Regions from separate parts of the Homo sapiens genome. Here region 1 is linked to region 2. The links are chromatin contacts, found by Hi-C or POLR2A ChIA-PET in ENCODE. All regions are on one chromosome and are shown on one strand. The core of a region is the stretch at or near the end of the contact, and the rest is flanking DNA. Distances in the headings are between cores, read along the strand shown.

Region 1 (5,876 bases), core at 1,717-4,216, 33 kb after region 2:
AGTGATTATGACTACACAATGACAGCTTGCCCAGGCAAAAGGTTAATAGGTCAGTAAAATGTTAAAGTGCTTAATTAATGCTTATAAAATTCCAAAATATGTCCACTGATGCCACAATAATTCACTCAGCGTTCTACACAAAAACATTGTCATTATTTATAACAGGGGTTGGCAAACCTGGCCAATGGCCTATTTTTGTAAATAAAGTTTTATTAGTACACAGCTATACCTACTTGTTTACCCTTTGTGGCTGCTTTCATGCCACAAGGGTGGAGTTGAGTAGTTGCAGCAGGGACCAGATGTGATGGTTGGTGTTATGCACCAACTTGATTGGGCCAGAGGTTGCCCAGATATGTGGTTAAACATTATTTCTGGTGTGTCTGCAAGTTTGTGGAAGTGCCTGGTGTTTCTGGAAGAGTTGAACATTTAAATGGTGGACTAAGTCAGATGGCCCTCCCCAGTGTGGGTGGGTGCATCCAATCCATTGAAGGCATGAATAGAATAAAATAGTGGAGGAAGGTTGACTTTGCTCTCTGCCTGATCTCTTGGGCTGGAACGTGGTTCTCCTGCCCTCACTACTCTTTGTTCTCGGGATCTTAGACCAGGACTGGAATTGACTCCATCGGTTCTCCCACACTCAGGCCCTCAAATTACATGGGCTTTCCTGGGTCTCCAGCCTGCAGGTGGCAGATCATGGGACTGCTCAGCCTTCAGCCTTCCTAACCGTGAGTCAATTCCTTAGAATATATATATGTGTGTGTGTGTGTGTGTGTGTGTGTGTGTGTGTATACGTGTGTGTGTGTGTGTGTGTGTGTGTGTATATATGTATTCAATTGGTCCTACATCTCTGGAGAACCCTGACTAATACACTGTATGACTTGCAAAGCTAGAATATTTACTATCTGGCCCTTTACAGAAGAAGTTTCCACTTCTGCTCTATGTCCAGTATAGGCAGTAGTTATCTTTAGCTCAGAGACACGCAGCTAGAGATGAAGAGTTTGAACACAGTTTATGAGGGTGGCAAGAATGAAAATCCTCTTTATATAACAAAAGAAAATGAAAACCAAAAACAAAACAAAGAACTCTGATTTGCTCCCGAGTGTCTATTCTGGTGTTTATTATTGAATGATGTTTTTCCATAAGCACATGATGATGGCTAAAAAAAAAAAAGTTTCTGAGGAGGTGATTTTCCATAAACAGAGTGCCTTCTCCAACTGGAGTCATCCTAAGCAACAGAGGACACATCAGAAATGTTACTTAACCTGTGTTTTGTGACCTAGTTTTCATGTGGATTGAAGAAAGTGTTCATGTAATCTCCGAAGACGAGACCTGGTCTTGGAGTCTGAAGACCTGGGTTTGTGGCCCAGTAACACAACCACTCCGTGACCACAGCTGAGGTGGGCGCCCCACATGGCCTTGGTTTCCACTCTGTACAATGGACCCTCTGAGAAGTAGCCTTCTGACATCCCTTCCACCTCTGAAAGCCTGACCCTATGGTTCCAATCTAATGGAAATGTCGGCCTCCTTCTGACTCTACCCCTGAGAATGTGATGGTGTGGGGTTAAAATAAGGAAGCTCTACGTGCTAAATCCCCTCGTTGTAATGTATGTTGCACATAACTTCTGAGGAAATGGTTATTCAGTTTCACCAAGTAGGTGAGGAGATGTGGCCAGCATTTGGGCGTAACAGCTAAAGCTCTTGTGGAAACAGGGGGCTCTGACCTCGGAGAGACCAACTCGAAGGTTGGCTTGGACCAGGGACACGCAGTGTGCCTGAATCTGTTTTGTATTTAGAAAAATATTTACAGTGAATCCATGATTTTATTCATAACACACTCATTGCAGATGATTTTAATTGTGTAATTTTTAAATGTCTGCAAATCCCAACACCTCTCCAGCCTCCAGCACGGTTCTGCTCCGAGTGGTGTGTCTGTTTTGGTTCCTAATTTAACAGTCCACAGGTCCTGGGTCTCTGGAATACTGGGGAGTCTGGGTGGGGGAACAGCAGCGATGAGGCATCCACACAACAGCATGATTCTATTCCTTGGAGTAAGCAGATTGCAGTTTGCGCAGCACACTGCCAGGGGCACCTCAAATTGGGGCCACGTGGCTTTGAGGTTGCATTCACCTCCTGATAGAGCGGCTGAGAGGTTAAATAAGATAAAGATTTAAAATGTTCATGCAGCCTGGCTCTCAGTGACAGCTCAGTTACGGCAGAGGGAAGGCCGTTGGAAAAGAGCGGAGAGATATCCCATTGTATCTGGGTGTGTGCATTTATTTTGATTAAGGGACTGTGGAAATCAATGTGTGGATTAGAATTCTGAGAGCCTGGGATTTCAGTGGCTCATCCAGTGGCCACATGGGTAATTAAGGGTAGAATGGTCTGTAATCTTTTCTTCCGTTTAATTGAAAATCTATTGAAAGAGCAGAGTGTCCTGATCAGTGTCCCTTAATGACACTCATGAAAAGCCTGAACTCTTTGGCATTGTAACCACAGCCTGGACTTCATGTCCACCTGGAGGCCTCGTGGCAGGTGCAGGCAGGAGGCTTAGGAGGAGAGGCAGAGCACGGGGGGCTCGCACACTCAAACCCGTAAACCTGTGGCAAAAATCATGCAGATCTTGTCCAGGTGCGGTGACTTATGCCTGTAATCCCAGCACTTTGGGAGGCTGAGGTGGGAGGATCACCTGAGGTCAGGTTTTCAAGACCAGCCTGGCCAATGTGGAGAAACCCCGTCTCAACCAAAAAAATACAAAAATCAGCTGGGTATGGCGGCAGGTGTCTGTAATCCCAGCTACTCAGGAGGCTGAGGCAGGAGAATCGCTTGAACCTGGGAGGTGGAGGTTGCAGTGAGCTGAGATGGTATCATTGCATTCCAGCCTGGTGACAAGAGGGAAACTCCGTCTCAGAAAAAAAAAAAAGAAATCATGCAGCATTTGGCAACAGGGGTGAATTTGGGAAGCCTGGGCCGTTCACTAAGGCCATGCCAATCACCTTCGTTAATTGCTGATGACAAGGTAAGGGAATTAGACTTACTAACTCTAAGTAAATGTAAGGCAGAAGCTTACGTGAGAGCAGCAGGAAGTTGGGACGTTCAAGGCTGACTGTGGCTGTTCCCTCCTGGGAAACCGCAGGTCTCGCTTCAGGCCAGGTCTTGTTCCAGGTGAGGTCTTGGCATCTTCTATCAGATCCGGGAAGAACATGCCCAGTGATTCTGAGAGACTGCATCGTCCTGTACCCTCTGGGACTGGTATTAGTCCAATGCAGAATTTCCTGAACTTGGTTCTGTTGAGCAGTCTTCTGGGACCCATCAACAGATGGCTTCCCCACTGTCACTACCACTCACACGCAAAGGATCCTTGTGGTCAAACAAGTCTGGAAATGGTATATTCCATTTACCTCCCTCAGCTTGACTGTGCTTATTAGCACACTGAAGGCTTGGAGCACTCCTGCAGCAAAGTGTTTAACTTTGGGTTACAGGAGCCTTCTCAAACTTTTTGGAGCCAATACACTGTTTCGCATAGCACCACAGTGAGCATCAACTCTTCTGCAGACTCCAGTGTGGGAAGCACTGTTGGAACAAAATCCATGTTCCACTCCCGTGTCCTAAAAATGTTGTTTCTCCCATGAAATCTAGTCTCTTTTTCTTTTTAGGGTATATTAGTTTCAACTGGGTGAAAGCCTGGAGTTACTTGGCATTTGATAACTTTTAATTTGTTCCATATTTTACTTTGAACAGCATATTACTTTTTATGCTCCTATTCACTTATGGAAAAATAAAATTGCCCTTGCTATTTCACAGGGAGCACACAGTTCATTGCTTAATGAAATAAACTCATCTTTGTTAATCTATCAGACACTACCACCCAGATGACAATAGTTTTTTGTTTTATTTTATTTATTTATTTATTTATTTTTGAGATGGAGTCTCGCTCTGTCACCCAGGCGGGAGTGCAGTGGCCTGATCTAGGCTCACTGCAACCTCCACCTCCCAGGTTCAAACAATCCTTCCGCCTCAGCCTCCCAAGTAGCAGGGACTGCAGGTGTGCACCACCGTGGTGGGCTAATTTTTTTATTTTTAGTAGAGATGGTGTTTTGCTATGTCGACAAGGTTAGTCTTGAACTCCTGGCCTCAAGCGATACATCCACCCCCTTCAGCCTCCCAAAGTGTGGGGATTACAGGTGTGAGCCACTGCACTGGGCCCGATAATAGTTCTCAGTCGGCTGGAAATCTGTGTTTAGGGGCATGCTTGCAAGGGGGCTTGCACCATTGCAGGCACAGGGAGGGAGGGCTGGCTGGGCAGGCACTTGGAGCCCCCTGAGAGTGAACAGCACACACCTGACGTGGAGCTGATTCCGGCCTGGCCTTCCCTGTTGAGCTCCGAGGCGTCTATCCATGGTGAAGTCTAAGAATGCCTAATAGTGGCGGAAGGGGCGGCTGAGGGTTAGTAAAAGAGGCCCAGGAATACACGGTGCAGAGGAAGATGGCAATCTGGGACAGGAGGAGGAGTGCTTGGTCACTGCTTCCTCCCACCAGGTGCCCACTGCCATCTCTGCCTCCCCAGGCTCTGTGTGGAGCCGGGCATACAATTGATTAAACTAATGTGCAGATCATCAGTGCAGTGCCGTGGGTAGAAATATAACTTTTTAAGCCAGAGAGACGTGGGTTTGAACAGACAGTTCCCCACAGTGAGACCCTGGGTGAGGTCACGGGACCATTTATAGCTCTGTTTCTGCGTTTGCAGCAAGTGATAACTTCTGCCTTGCAGGTTACTGTGAGGAGGAAATGGCATGTTACAAGCCTGGGCATTGTGATGACGGGGCACGTGGCAAGACTATGTGGCATCTATTCAGGCTGGGGCCTTGGGGACATCCTTGCCTCCTGCCAGGCCTTCTCCTGGGCAGGAACAACCCCCAGGCTTTGAAATTCCTACCCTTGGTCAGTGCCTCTGGCTGCTCAGTTTATTGATCAAACATGGGATTGTTGGGCCCAGAGGAGACAGTTGTTCAGCCCAGCACGGGCCAATACCTCTTCTTTTAGTTATAAAAGTGCTCCTGGGTTTAATTAGGGCTGACACTGAATATTACTCAGAGACAGGCGTGAGGGAGGTTAAGCAGAACTGATGGCACATCAACTACTTAACCAAAGGCAGAAAGGCCTTGGAATCCAGGGACTGGCGCCCCTCGCCAGCTCCACTGCTGATGGGCAGGAGACCAGGCTGAGGCCGCCTATCTCATTAGGACCATCCAGGACCTGAGCATGTGTCACCAACCTTTTGATTTTATTTTTAGCTGATTTCTAATTGTTTTTACGTCGCCCCAGTTCTGTGTGTATTTAGAAGTGTCTGTAGGAATGACATGGCTGCTATTTTTGGAGGGCTGGTTTGGCTTTGGGTGTGACGTCCTTCACCAACACGGTGGAGAGGCACAGTAGTGGCTCCCCCATTTGACAGAGGAGACTGTGGCTCAGGTACACGTGCCAGCAAGTGGCAGAGCCAGGGCTCGACCCAACTTGGAGATCATTCAATGCCTGGAATATTGACCACTGCCTGCAGCAGGGATTCTCAGCCTGCACCGCCCAGGAGAGCGGCCTTTCTGGACGCTGCCCATACGGGGAGCTCCACGCTCTTCCGGTGAACAGCGGTGGTGCTGGCCGTGCCGAGGGTGAGGGGGTACTGAGGGGCCAGGGCCATGAGCTGTCCACCCAGACGCCGGGGAGGAGGCAATGAGGCTGAGCTGGCTCTCAAGGGCACTGGCCCTGGGGAGGGGAAAGCCATGCCAGCCTCGGGGATGGCGAGTACCGTCAAAATGCCCCACGCACCTGGAGAGCATGTGCAGGGACCTGGTCATGCCCAAAGGAGGTCCCTCTCCGGGACC
Region 2 (5,886 bases), core at 1,672-4,171:
TGGGGCAATTCCTCAAGGATCTAGAACCAGAAATACCATTTGACCCAGCCATCCCATTACTGGGTATATACCCAAAGGATTTCCGATAAATCATTCTACTATAAAGACACATGCACACCTATGTTTATTGCAGCACTATTTACAATAGCAAAGACTTGGAACCAACCCAAGTGCCCATCAGTGATAGACTGGATAAAGTCTACCCCTCTTCCAGAAAGTTTGTGAATAACCCACCCCTTATTTAGCATATAATTAAGAGTGGGTATAAATAGAGCCAGCCAGCAACCCACAAGTGCTACTCTGGGCCCCTCTGCCTGTGGGATAGCCCTGCTCTGCCAATGAAGCAGCCATCTTGCTGTTCACTACGCTATATAAACTTGCTTTCTTTCACTGTTGGCTTGCTCTTGAATTCTTCCCTGAATGAAGCCAAGAACCAACTCAGGCTGAGCCCCCGTTTTTGGGTTTGCCTGCATCACCTGCAGTGGAGATGGTTGGTTGTTTACCAAAATCATTTCTCCCTTCTCTCTGGACATACTGCTGGACTACATTTCCCATCCAACATGACAGGTGGGCACGGCCTGACGACTGGATTGTCCAACAAAACACAGAAAGTGTAGACAAGAGAACAGCAGAAAGTGACGCCTGCAGCCACAGAGATGTGCTCCCAGTCTCCCTCTTTTCTGACTGCTGGGGGTGCACACCACAGCGAGGCCCAAGGGCTGTGATGGAGGCCTAGGATGGAAGGTGGCTGGTCCCTGAATTACTTCTAGGAGAGGCACCATCTGCTGAGCAGGAACCCCTGCCTGGGACAGTTGCAAGAACAAGAAATCAGCTCCTTTTGTGCCAGAACCAGTATGCATGTTGAGGTCCAATCCTACAGTTAGTGATGTGGTAACAGAAATGAGCTTTGTGCTTCCATGCCCTGGGCAACTGCAGGCAGCTGAGGCCCCCATCTGCAGGTGGTCTCTGCAGGCAGAGGGTTTCTGGTGAAGGGCCCTATGGGGTTTCTGATGAGGGCCCCACAGAAACCAGAATCTCTTCCCTGCTGCTTATTTCAAATTCTGCTCGGTTGTCCCTTCCAGGCCAGGCGGGTAATCTTGCTTGTGGCCACACTCCTCTTCCTGGGACCTGAGCCTGCCCTCCTGCTCCTGAGTAGTTCATTGTGATGCTGTCTGCTGTGGCTGTGGAGTGCTACGCGCTGGCCAGCCTGAGGGCGACCTGTACCGCCTTGGCCAAACCCTTTACCCCACTGAGAGATACCTCCCTCATCTGCAGCGAGAGTCCCTACCTTGTAGGGCAGTGTGAAGGATGTCCTGAGATGGTCAGGACTTAGCACCCTGTAAGCACAAGAGCTGTTCTTGGTGGCGTTATGATCACACCCACAGATAGGGCCTCAGGCAGGCCTCAGTGTCCTCCTGGCTGGCCACGTGCTACGGATGTCCCCATGCACTTGATGTGTCAGCAGCAGAAGGACCTTCAGGAGGAGGCAACGATGGGATGAGACGAGGCTCAAAGGAGGATGTTGCCGCGCAGAGACGTTTCGGGAATATGAGGCAGGTCACCACCTATGATTCTTGTGGTAGTGGAGGAATGGTGGCGGCTGTCATTGTGACACCCACTTTAGAGACAGGAAACTGAGCTTCAGAGAGGGGGAGTCCAGGCCCCACAGCACACAGCCAGGAAAGGGCCGGGCAGAAGGGGCTTTGGGTTTTAACCTAACTCACCCCGACTGCCTGCTTCTTCACCCAGCCATCATGGAACGTCTCTGTGCCTCTTCCCTGCTCTCGTGGAGGCCTGGGTCAGGCAGCTGCCCAGAGGCAGACGTGCACTGTGACCCTAGAAGACTGTTCCAGACAGGCCAGCCCAGGCAGAGACAAAACAGGGACCTGCTCCTCATTGGTGTCACGACCAAATGCAGGGGATTTGCTAAGGGAGGCGCAGCCATGAATTGGGAGCCAGCTTCGTGCTCTGCCACTCCTTCTTGCTAATCCCTCGAAAATCCAATCAGAGCTGTTTCCCTCCATGAAACCAACTGGACACAGCACATACTGGCCGGACCTCTGCCAGCATGGAGTGGATCTTTTTTCTGTTTAAAGAACCAGGTTTCAAATGTTCTTAATAAAACGTTTATATATATCATGCAGGGTGCAAATAAATATTTTAATATAATTGGAAGAATGTAGAGAATTGTAAAAAGTTATGGAAGTTTTACTTCTGATTGGCCAAGACTCAATAAACTCTGGTTTGATGTACTCTAATTTATAGGCGTGCAAAGCCAACTCTTTGGCATCAGAGAGGCCGTTAACGTTGTAATGATGTTTAAACGCTGACAAATGAGCTGCTTGGGCGGCACCTTCAGCCCTGAGAATGGAACTGTTGGAGCTGGAGGACTTGCCTGTCCCCAGCTTTCTCCCTTCCTCCCGTGCTGGTGGAGCAGGTTAAGGGCAGGAGGACTGTTCATTGGGGCGACTGCTCCCCATCGGTTGAGGGGAGGGCACAAAGGGGACCCATGGCTTCTTTTTCACTGTTGTCCCTAATTATGGTCTTTCTCATTAAAATAACAAGGACCATTTCTGCTAGAAACGCTGACACATGTTTTTACTTTTCTGGGCCGATGGAAACCACATGTAGAATCCATTCCTTCCTTTTTTCCCTCCAAAATGCAAATGGAAGAGCTGGTCCAGGGGGTCCCCGGTTGCCCAGCCCTGAACAGAGGCTTGGGGAAGCCCCCTACTCCCACGCCAAGACGTGACTTGCGCTTCTCTGGGCACTTTGTGCCAGCCCTACCAGGGAGTGCTGCCCCGCTCCCCAGGTCTCCCTCTGCTTGCTGGCACTGGGCACTCCCAGCAGGCATAACCCGAGCAGAGCTGAGTGGTTATTTATAAACTCTCTTGAATGCCAAAGCGCCAGGAACAATCCATTCCCCCCGTTTGCAGGAACATACTTTCAGCATAACTCATCACTTTGAAGATGGGTCCAAACTTTTGTTCACATTTATTGACAGGAAGTTGTTTTTCAAAGCTCAAGTCAGCAGGCAGGCCCCGGGCCAAGAGGCTCCGCCACCTCAAGCTGGCGCGGCTCTGAGGGCCCATAAATTGTGTTAGCCTCCCACCCACCCCTCTCTCTCCCTTTTTCCGCTAGAATTTGCCCAGAGGTTGAACATTACGTTTTCCCTTTGTAAAGTTTCTTCTTAAACTTTTTCTTTCTTTCTTTTTTTTTTTTTTAAGAGAAAATCACCTATTGGAAGTGTTAAGAGGTTCTTTTCCTCTCTGAAATTCTAACCCTTTATGGTGCTCTTGAACTTCCTCTTTCCCGCATAAGCCACTCTGAGCCCTCCTTACTGCATGAAATTTCTCGGCCAAGGGTCCTCCTTCTCATCCCCCTACTTGAGCCTTGAAGCAAGAATGTCCTCCCGGGCTCTAAGAGCTCTGCCTCTCCCCAGGCCTCTCTCCCCTCAACTGGGAATCAGGAATCCTAGGGCAGGTTGTCCCAAGGCCTGGAGGGGCCATCAGGCAGGAGGACTCAGTGATGTGGGGTCTCCTGTGGCTTCTTAGCTCTCTACTCACCCCACACATTTACCCTTTGGGGCTGACCTGGGTGTCCATGACTTATAGATCTAATCCTCCCCCAACATCCCACTAATGTTCCCAAATTGTCCCGCCCCCAGTGGGACCCCTCCATTCCCCTTTAAATAGACTCTTCTCCCTACAGCCCTGAGCTCTTCCAGTTACCCCAACCAGGGACCTGGGGGTCATCCCAGACCTCTCCCAGATTCCTGCCCCTGGTTGGGCACTGAGTCCTAAGTGTTTCTGTACCAAATTTGTCTTCCTACCCCTTCACCACTGCCTGGTTTCAGGCCCTGCTCCATTTTCGGGGTCACTCCCAGACCTCGGCAGGCCAACTTCTCTGTGTCCCAGATGCCTTTTCTGTAAATCGGGGCAATGTCAGTGCCCACCCCACTGCGTGGTGGCAAGCATTTCATGGGCTCATGTTTGCAAAGCACGCAGGATGGCTCTGGGCATCTTAAGTGCCACAGGTTGTTCTCCTGCTGCCGCTTTTCTTGGGTCTCTGGGTCACCCTGTCACTCTGAGTCAGTCCATTCCTTATGCAGCCACCGAGAGGACCTTGAAACAATGCACAGCACATTCTGCCATGCCTGTGCTTGAACCCTGTGCCCGCTCTCAGTTCCCCGTGGGATCCCCCATCCCTGGCTCTGCCTGTCTGCCTCCTGTGCCCCGCTGTGTCCAGGGGCTCTGGCCTTTGGAGTTGGCCTTGTTCCTTTCTGTTTCTCCCCTGGTCATTCCCTCCCTCTCCTTCCCTGTGAGCCCCTCTGGAAGGTGTTCCTGACCCTCCACTGTCCCTTCTACCCTGTCCTGGCTCAGAGGCCCTTGCCTACCCCCACACAGGCGTGCCGTGTACTCTGCCACGAAAGCTGCAATTCTTTCTCACGATCTCTGTGTTTTCCTGCGTTTGGAGACAGGGTCTGTGCCTCAGGGATCTCTGGGCCCACGGTGCCCAGCACAGATTATGGGCATAGTAAATAAATGCTCATCTAAAACGTGTGAATGACAAAGACCAGGAGACAGACCATGGCGCATGCGTGAGTTAGGAATTTCCCCCATGACGTCACCTCTTTGACTATTCTGATTTTGTCTAGTGATGGGTCAATCCATTTTTTGGTTTTTAACCTTGACAAGAGCCCAAATACCAAAATGAACTGTCTCTGTGTACTGATATCATGTGAAACTTTTCAAACCCAGGAAGCATTGGAAGCTCACACTTTTAGTGGGACCAGGGAGGAGAAGGGAGAGAGGGACATGAGGGAAAAAGGTGAATGGGTCCATTTTGTCTTGGAAGAAATAGGAAACGCAGCAGTCCGTGGAGGAGCCTCAGGGGCCCAGGTGTGGAAGAGAGTGCATGAGGCTTGGATCTGCAGGGGTGCTGCCCCGCGTGGGTCTGCCCGGGAGTCCTGAAGTCCTTGCTGCTGGAGAAGAGGGGTTGTTCTGGAGCTAATGGCATTGGAGCAGTGAGGTCAGATTGCAGGGACTAGGCACAGCCAGTGCTGGGAGGGCTTTGCCCTTCCCGCGGCTTTGTGCATTTGTTTTCAAATACAAGTAATAAGACTCTGGGCTGTTTGGAGCCCTCACTGGAGCCCCTCAGACCAGGAAAGGAAGAGCTGCCGGAGGCAACGGATACTAACCCAAGCTAGTTGATGCCTAACTAAACACCTGCATCTTGGTTTGTTTGTGTGGGAAGTGATGGTTGGACCAGGTGGTCTCTGGCACCTTGTGGGGGTGCCTCACCAGCTGCAGGGCAGGGCTCCAGGCTGGCAGAGCCTGCAGATGTCCCCACCAATGCTGTAGCGATGGGCTGCCACGGATGCTGGGGCAGCAGCCACGATGAGAGCCTGGGGGTTGGCCTCCTTGGGGTAGCCTGGTAGCTGCCAGCCCTGAGTGGCAAGAAGGTGCAGTGGGCTGGCCCTGCACCCCACTGCTCTCCTGTCCCCCACATGCCTCCTGCTGGGGGTCTCGAGGCTCAGCAGCGGCACTGACGGCCTCCGCAGGACCCCCTCCTGCCTTCTCACACTGGGGGCTTCTCCACTCCTCTTTTCCTGGTGCGTAGCGTCCTGCTCTCTGGTCCCTTTCATCGCCTTGGGGGGTGTTCCCTCCACATTCTCAGGTGGAAGTGTTTAAGGCCAGTCCCACAGCCACCCCTCTGGATCTCCTCCACCCCAGCGCGGTGCCCCCTGCAAATGGGGCCCACATGTACAGCAAAGCAGGATGAGGCAGGCCCCGCCTGCCAAGAATGTGGCGCAGCCTCCTGGGCATGGGACATTGAAGGGAGCGATGCATGCAGGACAGCGTCCTCCTCTGCCTGGAGTCCATG

Evidence for each region. Hi-C counts contacts between places; a loop is a spot of excess contacts on that map. ChIA-PET counts read pairs that join two places held with the same protein, here RNA polymerase II (POLR2A). Pooled maps may share reads with other maps.
Region 1: a map of PC-9 shows a loop between it and region 2 (6-fold over the local background). The contact joins two enhancer-like sites. A Hi-C loop is called at or near these places in 4 of 168 maps with a recorded cell type or tissue (PC-9, endothelial cell of umbilical vein, posterior vena cava and 1 more) and 9 of 50 pooled maps. POLR2A ChIA-PET finds 5 or more read pairs at or near these places in 5 of 52 experiments (A549, MCF 10A, PC-9 and 2 more).

Annotation. Positions count from the first base shown.
Region 1 is chr2:238,627,150-238,633,025 of GRCh38, forward strand. No RefSeq gene overlaps it. Among named protein-coding and RNA genes, the nearest start is that of LINC01107, 75 kb to the left of the region's middle. Within about 2 kb of position 2,967, at least 3 of the 41 ENCODE cell types and tissues checked have a DNase peak (open chromatin) inside an H3K27ac peak, as active enhancers do.
Region 2 is chr2:238,594,375-238,600,260 of GRCh38, forward strand. No RefSeq gene overlaps it. Among named protein-coding and RNA genes, the nearest start is that of LINC01107, 42 kb to the left of the region's middle. RefSeq lists an enhancer at 5,462-5,886. Within about 2 kb of position 2,922, at least 18 of the 41 ENCODE cell types and tissues checked have a DNase peak (open chromatin) inside an H3K27ac peak, as active enhancers do.